2 separate regions of the Homo sapiens genome follow, and region 2 is linked to region 1. Evidence: chromatin loops called from intact Hi-C (ENCODE). Cell type or tissue: IMR-90. All regions are shown on one strand.

The links. A loop is a pair of places that touch in the nucleus more often than their neighbours do. Peaks named below come from ENCODE experiments on the same cell type or tissue, not always from the same donor. Only the 100,000 strongest peaks of a DNase experiment are listed, where the experiment ranks them.
Region 2: a loop joins it to region 1, with 31 times the contacts of the local background. A loop is called at or near these places in 1 of 110 quality-filtered maps.

The regions. Positions count from the first base shown.
Region 1 is chr14:54,418,979-54,422,978 of GRCh38, forward strand. It overlaps CDKN3 (cyclin dependent kinase inhibitor 3), which reads left to right. Exons shown (of 8, transcript NM_005192.4): 8 at 1,014-1,240. The coding sequence ends at 1,100. Among named protein-coding and RNA genes, the nearest start is that of CNIH1, 20 kb to the right of the region's middle. In IMR-90, a CTCF peak has its summit at 1,727; no DNase peak of the experiment used is centred here; H3K27ac peaks cover 191 bases.
Region 2 is chr14:54,180,561-54,184,560 of GRCh38, forward strand. It overlaps LOC105370507 (a long non-coding RNA gene), which reads right to left. Exons shown (of 6, transcript XR_943883.3): 4 at 3,467-3,551. Among named protein-coding and RNA genes, the nearest start is that of CDKN3, 210 kb to the right of the region's middle. In IMR-90, no CTCF peak of the experiment used is centred here; a DNase peak (open chromatin) is centred at 2,281.

The DNA of each region.
Region 1 (4,000 bases):
CGAAACCTTGTCCCTACTAAAAATACAAAAATTAGCCAGGGTGGTTATGTGTGCCTGTAGTCCCAGCTACTTGGGAGCCTGAGGCACAAAAATCACTTGAACCTGGGAGGCAGAGGTTGCAGTGAACCGAGATCACACCACTGCACTCCAGCCTGGGCGACAAAGTGAGACCCTGTCTCAAAAAAAAAAAAAAATCAAATGATGCTTCAAATCCAAAAAGTTCACCTCTCTTCTCTTGAAAACAAACTACATGGCCATGGCCAGATGTATATATGAATATCCATATGTTTTACATCTTTAACATTGCAGATAATTAAGTCCATATTACTACAGACTCAGTTTATCACCTCAGCATTCTGTGGCAAACAGGCTTGCTGGTGTTAGCAATGCAGTTTCCACATCTCAATAAGGATATGAAATGAGATGATTGGCAGAGTAAGAATATCTTTTGGGAGGCTATTAAAACTCCAAATAAATTATTTAAAGCTTTTATTTTGCTTATCTGCTGAGATTAGCAATACAGTTTGTTTTTAAAAAATATTGTCTATGAAAATTATCCCTAGTGCATTATGTCATCACAAAAAAGCAGAAGACTAGGGCTTCTATAAATTGAGAAATGGATTTTGTTAAATATACCAGTTACTTGCTACAGAAAGTGCTCTGTCCTTCTTACCAGGGGGGAAAAATGTTAGCAAAAATAATGCCATTATGTACTGTTTTAATCTTATTTGGTCCTGTAAGTAAAGAGAGAAAGAATTTTAGACTTAAAACATATCCATCTACATTTCATTTCACCTTCTGATTTTTAGAGACTTGTAGAACAATAGTTTTTCACACTATATGGCTTTACTAAAAGATAAAACTTCCCCATGATGCAAATGCTTCCTTACCCAAAAAGATGTAGAATTGTGCTTAGCAAGTATTTTTTTTTATTCCTGATACCTGCTAATATTGTGCCCACACTGATAACTAGTTTTCTACAGTGTATTCCAATGTATCTTTACTTTTTTCAGCAATACAATTATCTTCATGAGTTTCGGGACAAATTAGCTGCACATCTATCATCAAGAGATTCACAATCAAGATCTGTATCAAGATAAAGGAATTCAAATAGCATATATATGACCATGTCTGAAATGTCAGTTCTCTAGCATAATTTGTATTGAAATGAAACCACCAGTGTTATCAACTTGAATGTAAATGTACATGTGCAGATATTCCTAAAGTTTTATTGACAAAACTCGTTGTGTCTCTTTCATTTCTTATAGGAATAGGAAAATTGGGATAGGAAAATTGGTATGCAATTTTCCTTTTAGAAATGAATTGGTTGTTCTGGTATATTCTACCTGGAGGTAATGCTGAAAACATGCATTTGGAAAAATATTTGAATGCCTATTTTTAATACTTAGTACTGCACTTTTACTTCATTTTACTGTTTGTAACCACTGGGTAGCATATGACAAAGTAGTAAGTATGAGAATTGGTATGAGTGCCCAAACTTACTTTTAAATGATGTCCCCCTCCCTCTCTATTCCTCCCAAAACTTCTTCCGCTTTTTACTTCATAGACCTCCGGAATTGAAAAGGATCCTGTGAGTCTTCCACTCGCCCCCTCCCAGTACTGGATCAGCCCCAAGGGTGTTTATTCACTATGGGCTGGAACATTTTCAGAGACAAGGAATTCACTGGTTCAGACAGCTGCTCCACCTTTTGTCCGCCCTAGGAACTACACGGAATGAGCTTAATCCTTTCACATTTATTTCATAAAGAATTTAGCTACAGATTAACAATTTCCAACTCTCTCACTCTTTCACTTCCCCCTATACTATGAAACCTATCTTTTTTCATCTTTAAATTCAACTTTGAGTTACCCAAAACAGTCATTTGGGCTGTAGACAAGGATCACACACAATGTGTCAAACAAACACACTTGTTTTAACAGTCAGTGGTTTCAGTAGGGCTTACAGTAGTCACATGGCTCTCTTGGCTACTGGTAATTACAAGTGTGAACCAATGGCAATTTGGCAATGACCACCAGGTTGCAGACTCATAGGCACTTCCACAAAAGACAAAGTTTCACTACATCAAAATTTCATTTTTAAATAATTATTCAATGACTGGCTGGGCGTCATGGCTCACGCCTGTAATCCCAGCACATTGGGAGACCAAGGTGAGCAAATCACTTTAGGTCAGGGGTTTGAGACCAGCCTGGCCAACATGACGAAACCCCATCTCTACTAAAAATACAAAAATTAGCCAGGCGTGGTGGTGCACGCCTGTAATCCCAGCTACTTGGGAGGCTGAAGTAGGAGAATCACTTGAACCCGGCGGGGCAGAGGTTGCAGTCAGCCGAACCCAGGGGACAGAGGTTGCAGTGAGCCGAGATCACACCACTGCACTCCAGCCTGGACGACAGAGAGACTCTGTCTCAAAAAAAAAAAAAATCATACAATGACTAAACATCTTATTTTGTCTCACACTACTCTTCTTGCTGCTGATTAACTGCTTGAATTTCATTACAAAATAATGCAAAACAATGACCAGCCTGTTTGGGAATTTCAGAGCACTAGTATGTATTGTAATATAAAATCAATATATTAATAGAGTCATCCCTTGTTATCCTCAGAGGATTGGTTACAGGACCCCCCACCCCACCCCCAACAGCAAAATAAATGGATGCTCAAGTCTCTGATATAAAATGGCATAGTATTTGTATACTTTAAATCATCTCTAGTTACTTATAATACCGAATACAATGTAAATGATGTGTAGTTATTATACTGTATTGGTTTTATTTGTAGTATTTATTTTTCAAATAGTTTTAATCTGAGGTTGAGTCAGCGGATTTAGAACCCATAGATACAGACGGCTGACTGTACTTTTATACATAACGCTGCTTCTAGAACTTAACATTTTATGAGGATACTAAGGAAGGTAGGAGGATCACATATCCCAGCAGTATCTAAATGGTTAACCTAGGGATTTCATTTTCTCATATAATTAATACCAAAAGTTATAGCAAGAAAAGTTTTTTTTTGTTGTTTTTTTTTTGAGATGGAGTCTCGCTCTGTCGCCCAGGCTGGAGTGCAGTGGCATGATCTCGGCTCACTGTAACCTCCGCCTCCTGGGTTCAAGCGATTCTCCTTCCTCTGTCTCCTGAGTACTGGGACTACAGGCGCGTACCACCATGCCTGGCTAATTTTTTGTATTTTTAGTAGAGGCAGGGTTTCACCGTGTTAGTCAGAATGGTCTCAATCTCCTGACGTCGTGATCTGCCCGCCTAGGCCTCCCAAAGTGCTGGGATTACAGGCGTGGGCACCCGTGCCCGGCCCAAGGAAGGCATGTTTTTTAAGTACACACTGTAATAACAGATTGGCCTTCTTCATGATTTTTGTATTATAACCATACACAATTTAAAAATCACAATTTCTATTAAACTTTAGACAGTCATTGATATTTACATTAGCCAATCTTTTACAGTCCCCAATCTACAATGGTTCAACTTGGGATTTCTCAACTTTACAATGCTATGAAAGAAATATGTATTCAGTAGAAACTATAGTTCAAGTATTCACACAACCATTCTGTTTTCACTTTCAGTACAGTACAATGTTTGAGATATTCAACACCTTATTATAAAATAGGCTTTGTGTTAGATTATTTTGCCCAACTGTAGGCTGATGTAAATGTTATGAGTACGTTTAAGGTTGGCTAAGCTATGATGCTTGGTAGGTTAGGTGCATTAAATGCATTTGCAACTTACATTTTCAACTTATGATGTCCGGAGATAATTCCATTGCAAGTTGAGAAGCATATATATTATCATTCTCTCAACATAAATACATAACTTATTCATGAATACTTAGAAAATTGAGAGAAAATATTGGCATGGATTAATCAAATACTTTAATAATCAACTGAATTTTGAAAGTACTTGCATCTCTCAATTCCCACGGCAAGTGCTATTTAAGCCTCTACATTTAAAAAGCTTCAGTAGGCCA
Region 2 (4,000 bases), 240 kb before region 1:
TACATTTAAAGGAAAATAGAGTATAATTCTAACAATGGAATCCAAAAAAGAATGGCTGTAACAATCTAGTTCAAAAGAAGAAAGAAATGGTATGTATAATCATAGTGTATTATAAATGTCAATTTACACAATCATTGTTTTCTCCTTCAAACCTTCTTCTCTTAAAGTTCTTTCTCTCAGTTCATGGTTTCTTCTTTTGCTAACCACCTGAACTACAAACTTCAGAGTCATCTGTAAATCACCTCTGAATCCCACCACATCCAGTTCTAGACTCAGAATGTCTCTCATTTCTGCTTTTATTATCACTGTCCTACGTCACTTCACCTATACCTGGATTATTACAATAGCCTGCCAATGGATCCCTGTCTCCACTTGCTTTGTCTCTACCCCAAGTTATCTTTAACATCCTGAACAGTTACCTTTCTAAAGTCAGTTATAATCATGGGCACCTCCTCACTCCAAACACTTTTACCAGCTTTCTGGGTTTTTTTATTAATAAAGTCCAAATTTCTTAGCATAATGTTCAGTGTTCCTCAGGAACTGAAAATACTCTATTCTTTGAAACTCACCTGTCATTTGCTCCTCATACACACCTCGCACACAGCTAATGCTCAAGTAGAAACAGACCTCTCTCCTTTCCTTGATTGTATTATGGGCTTTCACTCTTCTGGAACTTAGCACATTTCCTCCATCTTTGCCTATTCAAAATCTTGTTTCTCCTTTAAGGACTAATTCAAATGTCACCATCTCTAGGAAACCTTACTGGATTCCTAGGCAAAATAAATTGTCCTCTCCTCAGGGAACATATGACACTGTGTTTACCCCTTTTTACCATGTTTATCCCAATCTGACTTACATTCATTATGGCAGAATTTTCCATCTCCTTCTAAAGGACAGAGAGAGTAGTTAATCCCTCCAAAAATGATCCCAAGTACCCAGCATGGTGCCTTAAACAGCACAGGCATTTTATAAACATTTGTTATATTAAACTGACCAGTACACAAATTAGGAATTTTCACTAAAAGTTGACTGGATGGAAGACCAAGCTGAGAATCATAATCAAGGACAACTCACAGGGAAGGAACGAATTTGAGTAAATGCTGCCCAGAGGCCCATGAATAAATATTTTATAAATTAATACAGATGGCCTGATCCATTACTTATCAACATTTTTGTCATGGCACATACTTGTGAAGGGGTTGACTGTGATTGAGAACTGCCACTCTAACTAAATGGAGAAACTACCTCTTTTTCAGCAGTAGGAAGGTAAATGCTGTATTTGAAAGAACTCAATCAGGGACTGACAGATAAACAACACAATAAAAAAACTGTATATACAAAATATAAAGATTATATATACCATATAGTTGCATAAATATATATATATATATATATTTTTTTTTTTGAAACAGGGTCTTGCTCTGTCACCTAGGCTGTAGTGCACCTGTGCAATGATAGCTTATTGCAGCCTCCAACACCTGGGCTCAAGCAATTGTCCCACCTCAGCCTCTCAAGTGTCTGGGACTACAGGTGTGCACTGCCATGTCCAGCTAAGTTTTTTTATTTTTTGTAGTGACAAGGTCTCGTTATGTTGCCCAGGCTGGTCTCAAATTCCTGACCTCAAGTGATCCTCCCACCACAGTCTCCCAAAGTGCTGGGATTACAGGCATGAACTATCACACCTGGCCAGATATTATTATATATCTGAGAAACTATTTCATTTAAACATGTCTACACACAGAGATATAATGATGTCTTAGTAAAATAAATATTTAGTTCACCTTTTTGCCGTAATTCCAAAGGGGGAAAAAAAGCCAAAACCAAAACCACCTCTTTAGCCTTATTAGCATTAAGTAATCAAATTCCACTAACCTGAGCAACATAACGAGACCCTGTGTCTACAAATAATTTTTTAAAAATAGAAGGGCATGGTGGCACTTGTCTGTGGTCCCAGTTACTGGGGAGGCTGAGGTGGGAGAATCTTTTGAGCCCAGGAGGTCAAGGTTGCACTGAGCCATGATCGTAGCACCACACTCCAGTCTGTGCAACAGGGTGAGATCCTGTCTCCAAAAACAATCAACAACAGCTCCCTGTCACTCAGAAATCTGAGACAGACTCATTGCAGTTCTCCTCATTCTTACCTGGAATAAAAAATGAACTCAAACTTCCAGAAGAAAAGCACAATTTTTCAAAATCTCCTCATACAAGTCTTGCCTCTCCCCTAAAACTTTTCTGAGTCAACTCTTCCTGAGATGAATCACATTAAGAAATGAATCTCTTAATTGTACCACATAAGCTAAACAGTAAGCCATGACCTCATCACCCTGGACATAATAAAAGGGCAGAAACACTTGGGCATTTCAACAACATCTTAATTCCTGCACTGTTCTGGTTTATTATAAAGCAGGCCTGTGTGCAGGAAGACATTTTTTAAAAATGCTTTTATCTTCTTTTTGCATGTTAGCAGATCTCATGGTCTCTTTTCTTTGCAGATGGAAGCCTGAAATGTGCAAAAGCCAGGCAGGCAGACCAATGCATTTATTTGAGAAATAAAAAAAAACCCAGTCATGAAAATGACACATGGATTCAAGATGAGCTAGAAGCAGAAGGACCTTAAACTACACAATTACTCCCCACAAGCTCAAGCCAGAATCAAACAAAAACCAGAAATAAACAAAACCTGGAGCTGAACAAATATCTGAATGCCACAGCCAGACTAAAGAAGAAACAAGAAGAAACTGATGTAACTGGGCTTGAGAAGAAACAAGGTAGAAGCACAATGCCACATCCCTTAGGTAGCATATAATTTTCTGAGCCTTGATTTACCATGACATCCTTTGTGTGATGATTACCGGTAACATTCTCATTTTGCTAGAGGTAGCACTAGTAGGTCCAATCTATATGTGGATACTCTACAGAGTGCATCCCATATGGGCACAAATCTTTATCAACTCTATCTGGAATTGATGAGTAAGCATCCCTAACATAATGGTCCAATGAATTATTTGAATAATTTTCTGAAAAAGTTAATCGCTCTGTATGGAAGAGAATGTACTTGTGTTAGTTCTATAAGTAATGCTAAATATAGATATTTAAACAAGAGTTAACACTTTAGCCTGTTAAAATCACAAAATGCATTTAACGTGTTTAGGGGGATGGAAATTGCCTCCAACATATCAGAGAGGCAGCAAAATCAACAATATTAGCTAATTCTATAGGCTCAAACACTGACCCAGAGTGAATATTCTTCCTTTGCATCAGTTCTTAGCCACATAGGTCTCTTCATTCCAAGTGGTTTTAGATGGTGCTATTGCTTGAAAATAGCTGTGAGCATGCTATTTTGCATTCCACTGTTTCTCGCAGTCAGAGAGTCTCAATCAATGGGCCCTTCTGTCCTCAGTGTCCCAGTTAGGACTTCACCTTAAGACTAGGCTCACAGGAGAGAGTGGCAAAATGGAAAACTTACCTGGAAGCACATAGACCTGGGTTCAAAATTCACCCATAATATATTCCATAGAGCTGCATGGATCCCAAAATCTCAGTTTTGCCACCTGTGAAAAGGGAATAACCATTTTTATTAGCGATCTGAGACTGAATAGCTATGAAGCAGTGATTTAGAAATGGAGCTAATTCTACAGGCAGACACTGTGGTAAAGATGAGGCATATTTCTCATGAAAACTCTTCAGAAAGAGTGGACCAGATTGTCAGAAGTGACCAATTCTCAGAAAGATTCTGTTTCATAATCAAAATGAAATCCCTTTCTGTAATTGTCAACGTCAAACTTTAGTTTCATGATTGATGTGGGCTTTAAGTTGCTAATATTTAAAAAGGCACTTCATTGACTGTGGCACACACATTTTCAGCAATCACATTTCTACAAGAAAGATACCACAGGAGGAAAAAAGCCTACTATAAAAATCTTTTGTATATATACCTTGAAGAGCTCATTTCTAGGAATAGTCTGACACCTTTAGAAGATAAACAGTACTGTCTCAATCA